Linked DNA regions of Homo sapiens: region 1 is linked to region 2. A link is an interaction called in ENCODE POLR2A ChIA-PET data of the cell type or tissue named here. Cell type or tissue: GM12878. All regions are shown on one strand. Each heading gives the region's core, and the rest is flanking DNA. Links, peaks and the distances in the headings are about the cores only.

Region 1 (2,912 bases), core at 177-2,676, 140 kb after region 2:
AGACCCCTCTATTTTGTTCATTCCTGTATCCTTTCGGCTTAGATTAATGCCTGGCTGGGCGCAGTGGCTCACACCTATAGTCCCAGCATCTTGGGAGGCTGAGGTGAGAGGATCACTTGAGCCCAGGAGTTGGAGACTGGCCTAGACAACATAGGGAGACCCCATCTTGGCAAAAATAAATTAGCCAGACATGGTGGTGCATGCCTGTAGTCCCAGCTACTCAGGAGGCTCAGGTGGGAGGATCGCTTGAGTCCAGCAGGTCAAGGCTACAGGAGCTGTGATCACACCACTCCACTCCAGCCTGGGTAACAGAGTGAGACCCTATCTCTTAAAAAAAAAAAAAAAAAAGAAAGAAAGAAAAAGAAAAAGAGGAGGAAAAGGATAATGCCTGTAACGTAGGAGGTGCTCAGTCAGTGTTTGCTATATTAACCTCAACTATCATTATTGGCACCGCATCATTCAGAGATGTATTTAGCGCCTACTGCATGCTAAGTTGTGCGCTAAGCACTTTCTACCTATTATGTCATAGAAGAGGCTCAGTTCGCCGCTTCCTGGGATAATGACAGTACCTACTCATAAGGTTGGGAGGATCAAGTAGGCTGAGGCCTAGGAATATGCATTTTCACCAGATTCCTCCCTTATCCCATCCCCTCTCCCACTATTTAAGCAACCCATCCTGCGCTGGGCACAGTGATTCCTGCCTGTAATCCCAACACTCTGGGAGGCTGAGGTGGGAGGATCGCTTGAACCCAGGAGTTTGAGACCAGCCTGGGCAACATAGCGAGGCCCCCTCTCTACCAAAAACAAGAAAATTAGATGGGTGTGGTGGCTCACACCTGTAGTCCCAGCTACTCAGTCCCTGCGCTGAGGCGGGAGGATTGCTTGAACCCAGGAGTTTGATTCTGCAGTGACCTGTGATCTCGCCACTGCATTCCAGCCTAGGTGACAGAGCAAGACTCTGTCTTAAAAAAAAAAAGAAGAAGAAACCTGTCTTGTTGTTTAGAGTGGGATGGATTTGGTCCAAGTCCTGGCCATCACTTACGAGCTGTGTGACCTTGAGTAGGTGGCTGCACTTGTCTGAGCCTCCATTTCCTCATCTGGAAAACGGGGGCCAGAGTTTTCAGCTCAAGGGTGGCTTGGAGGCTGGTCACAGGCTGTCCCCACACCCACACACAGTCCTTGTCATTCCAAAGAGTGCCTCCTTTCCCATGGTGCCCGCCCCACACTGCCCTGGCTCACCCGCTCAGTGGGGAGGACACCTCCACTGCACCTGGGCCCCCAACTCAGTCTCTTGCACACACAAACCCTCCTCTCACTTTTCATTCTTGTAAATTGACGTCAGCGCTGCTGAATCATGAAGCTGAGGTTTGAGAGAGAGACAGAATCTGCACCACCCGGGAAGCCACATGGCGCTGGTGCGCGCGCACACACACAAACACACACACACACACACACACACACACAGCCTTTTCCCCCTTCAGTGATGCCTGCACACACTTTGTCACACGGGACGTGGGGTGCAGCTCCCAGGGCTTTAGGTCACTGTACCTATGTTAGTATGGATTTAAGTGACTCATAAAGGGAGGAAGGGGCCAGCTCTGGGAAGTGTGATCAGAGGGGGCCTTTACTCTTAGCTGTTCTGCTTCAAGTTCTGCAAGGGGAATGGGTTTGGATACCCAACACTTGCGTAAGGAAAATACGATTTTCATACTTTTTTCAAAGGAGGAAAAAAAACTGTAACATATTGCAAGCTACCTGCTAGCTGACCCCTCTTTTGAGGAGGACCTGTTTTCCCATCTGTAAAACGGGGATGTTCACAGTCCCTACATCGGAAGGCTGGGTGTGAGTTCAATGTTTTACACAGGTGATGCGGGACCTGGGAGCAGTTCCTGCACAGACAATGCTACATAGAAATATGAGCAGCTGCTATTATTACTGCAGCGGTTAGGTCCTCCGGTTGCCTAGTGGTACCCAGCCTCTGAAAAAGTCCTGAGTGGGTTTGCAAAACCTGGCTCCACCCCTTGTTGTGGTCCTGCTTTGCCTCTTGGAGCCCGTTTTCCCATCTGTAAAATGGGGCCAGCACAGCCACTGAGTGGTCACTAAGGGTCTGTGAGTATACTAGTATTACAACCAGATCCCCAAGCATTGCCATCTTGGATTTCTGTTTCTCCAGACACTGCCCACAGCAGGCAACAGACAGGAAAGAACAAGGACAGGACTTAATTAATCCACAGCAGAGAAGAAAGGGCAGGGGTGTGGCAAAAAAAAAAAAAGAAAAGAAAAGAAAAGAAAAGAAAAGAAAAAGCAAGATTTTTGGAGATAGAGACAAGACATCACCTCCTTCCCTCCCACTTCACCTTATTAAGGGATGAAATTGCCAAAGCTCTCTGAGATCCTAAATCTCTTCTGGCCATCCTTAAAGTCCTGGAGCCTACTTAATCCCCAAGACAGGCCTGGGCTGCTCTGACTCTCTGACCATCAAGTTAATTTTATGTTGTACTTTCAAGTCTGAAAAGTATTATTAAGCATTAGAACACTATTATATGTGTCTCCAAGGCTGAAGAGGGCCACTCTATCTTCTAAAGATGAAGTATGACGTGTCCACCAGGCTGCTTAACCCTAAATCTGAAAATGACTCAGTTCACCATGTGTTGAGTACAACCCTCAAGTTACCACCATGGCCCATGTGTCAGGCTGGCCAAAGACACAGAAGTTGCCAGAAACCCAGGTCCTGGACACTTTCTGGTGCTGTGGGCCAGCCCCACAAACGTCCTGGAGCCACTCTTCCCTTCCCTGGCTCCTGAAAACATCCACCTCCTCTATGATGCGCAGAAAGTTGCCCTTAGAAAGGTGGAGGCCCAGGGAGGCAAGGGGAATTGCCCTAGCCGCCAGCAGCACCCTCCCGCCACCAC
Region 2 (2,912 bases), core at 329-2,828:
TAATAAATGGTCTTTTCTCCTCTAATCAGTTTTCATGTTTACCTTAATGATTGTAAGTAATTCTGTTTTTCCATTCATGGTAATGATATGAAGTTTCCTTCTGAAATTTATTTTAATAGAATACAAATGTTTTAGAAAAATTAAGCATAAGCTCTCCTTTGCTGCTATAAATTTACTCTCGCATGTGCGTATGAATAAGAATGTTCCTTTGAATGTTGTAGCAAAAGCTTCTAAACACTCCGAATGTCTGCCAGTTGGAGAGCTGTTAAATGGTGTAGAGTTCTCCCTACCGTGGGAGAGAACGCAGCTATGAAAAATCACAAGGAGTGTCTCAGTGCCGATGTGCCATCAGGAAGTGTCAAAAGTACAATGTAGGCAGTGTGGGTGGCATGCCACCATTTAAGAAAGGAAATGGAGAGGAGAACATAGCCCCATGAGTGCTTGAAAATGCACAGTGGACAGGCAACAAGAGCCCGTGCAGTGGTTGCCTCTGCAGAGGGGCACAGGAGACACTTATTATCCACTGTAAAAAGGTTTTATACCTGTTAAAATGGGAACCTAGGAATGTGTTATCTAGTGAAAGTGGTTGATAAGTTTAATATTTTCAAATAAAATAGAATGGGTCAGGTGTGGTGGCTCACACCTATAATCCCAGCACTTTGGGAGGCCAAGGCAGGAGGACCACTTGATCCAGGAGTTTGAGACCAGGCTGGACAACATAGCAAGATCCTATCTCTACAAAAAAAAAAAAAAAAAAAAGATTACCCAGGAATGATGGCACACCTGTAGTCCTAGCTACTTAGAAGGCTGAGGCAGGAGGATCGCTTGGGTGCAAGAGTTTGAGGCTGCGGTAAGCAATGATTGCACCATTGCAGTCCAGCCTGGGTGACAGACCTATCTCAGTCAATACATACATACATACATACACACACACATACATATGACATGCAGCAAATTTTCTCCCCTCCCCAAAGAAAAATAAAAGGTAGTGCCTGGGAGTAGGAGGGCTATGTCACCTTTCCTTGGAACAAGGTTCCGCTAGGAGGCATGCCATACCTTCAGGGTCCTGGGTAAGATGGAGACATCTGCCATCCTACCTTTTGCCTGTGGGGCCTGGTTCCTCCCCAGAATGGAGGCTTGGTCTGCACAGCCTTTCATGGTCCTTAGCCTTCCACCTGGGCCCTGAACTCCTCTTGGTGGGGGCCAAGCCTCATTCTCAGTATAGGTACTTAGTGCCTAGTACAGAGCCTGGCCCCAGTAGGCACCAGACTGTGCACGTGCACATGTGAGCTGAACTGGACACCAGAGCTCTTGAACTCACAGGTGTGACTGTGAGAAGAACTCACACTTGGAAACATCCACAGCTATGTCCCAAGGGTGCTGTCAGAGAGCTCTTGGCTTCACGCCATCACCTGGTTCTCAGTGATTGTCTATCATCTGCATGATCAGGCAGAGCCCGGCTGGCCAGCAGCTTGGCCTAGTGCTGCTCCCCAACCCTGGCTGGGCCTCATAAAGACCTGAGTCCCTTTGTGTAAAGCTGTGGAAAGAGACTCACTTATTTCTTTATTCAATTTTAAGTGTGCAAATAACATACCTATTTTCCCTTTAGAAAATCAGAGCAGTGTGTAGAAACTAAAATCGGCCTGTAATTCCAGCACTTTGGGAGGCTGAGGTGGGAGGATCCCTTGAGCCAGCAGTTCGAGTCCAGCCTGGGCAACATGGCACAACCCCATCTCTACAAAAAATAAAGAATTAGCTGGGCATGGATGGTGCATGCCTTTAGTCCCAGTAACTTGGGAGCCTGAGGTGAGAGGATCACTCGAGCCTGTGAGGCCGAGGCTGCAGTAAGCCATGATCGCTCCCCTGTACTCCAGCCTGGGTGACAGAGTGAGACCCTGTCTCAAAGAAAAAAAACAGAAAGAAAAAGAAACTAAAATCACCTTGGAGCTTCTTTTTCTACTCATCGTATGTTCTTGAGACTTGGCTCTCTTGAACTCTCTGGAAGGCGAATTCATTCCATGTCATTGCTCCTTGGTGTTACACAGAAGGAATAAACACATTTTAGTTAGGCTTTCCCTTCTTGCTGGAAAATTGACTCTTCACAGTCTTTTAGCCCACGCGTGTGAGTGTTTTTCTTGGGAACATACCAATTGCTAGGTCATAGAATGTGAAACTTTCGGTTTTAATAAATAATGCTAATTTGTCCTTCAAAACGGCTATGCTAATTTATTCTCCCACTAGCAGCTTTTGAGAAATGCCAGTTTCTCTGCATCCTCATTATACCTGATGTTATCAGACATGTTTATTCTTGCCAATCCTATGGGCAGAAGATGGTATTTTGAGTTGTTTCCTGATTTCCCATGAGGATGGCCGTGTGTGTGTGTGTGTGTGTGTGTGTGTGTGTGTGTGTGTGTGTGTGTGTTTATTGGCAATCCCCATTCCTGGCTGCCCCCTTCCCCTCATCTGTGAATGGCCTATGCAAATCCTTCACGTTTACTACTGTATCTTTGGCCTCTTAAATCATAGGGATAATTGATCTGATCATTGTCTTCTGATAATTTTCTTAATAGAATCCTAAGCCCCACCCCTGTAGAATTGGAGATTCGATGGGCAGTGAGATCTGGGGATGGTGGATGGATGACCAGGCAGTCTCATGTCACCTGTCAGCTGCACTGGCCTCTCCTTGCCATGGCCACTCCTGAGTGTCAGGCAGGGAGGCTGCCACATACCACGACAGAGCCGTCTGCCACCAAGTCCTTCCCATGGTACCTTAGCACTCAGCATACTCCTGCTGGCTCCCAAATGCATGCATGAAGCCTGCAGGCAGAGGCTTTAGAGGGTGGGCCGAGTTGGATTCCATTCAGCATTTCTCTCCTGGATTTCTCCTCAACCCAAGACCCCATGGCAGTCCC

What was found. ChIA-PET counts read pairs that join two places held together with the same protein. Peaks named below come from ENCODE experiments on the same cell type or tissue, not always from the same donor. Only the 100,000 strongest peaks of a DNase experiment are listed, where the experiment ranks them.
Region 1: POLR2A ChIA-PET joins it to region 2 with 14 read pairs; 21 of 35 experiments call an interaction of 5 or more read pairs at or near these places.

Annotation. Positions count from the first base shown.
Region 1 is chr16:11,250,830-11,253,741 of GRCh38, forward strand. The region is part of intron 1 of LOC105371082 (a long non-coding RNA gene); the gene reads left to right. Among named protein-coding and RNA genes, the nearest start is that of SOCS1, 3.9 kb to the right of the region's middle. RefSeq lists an enhancer at 775-854. In GM12878, for the core only: no CTCF peak of the experiment used is centred there; a DNase peak (open chromatin) is centred at 1,384; H3K4me3 peaks cover 1,231 bases; H3K27ac peaks cover 568 bases.
Region 2 is chr16:11,111,757-11,114,668 of GRCh38, forward strand. All of the region lies in intron 19 of CLEC16A (C-type lectin domain containing 16A), which reads left to right. Among named protein-coding and RNA genes, the nearest start is that of SOCS1, 140 kb to the right of the region's middle. RefSeq lists a silencer at 1,276-1,570 and an enhancer at 1,276-1,570. In GM12878, for the core only: no CTCF peak of the experiment used is centred there; a DNase peak (open chromatin) is centred at 1,395; H3K27ac peaks cover 1,606 bases.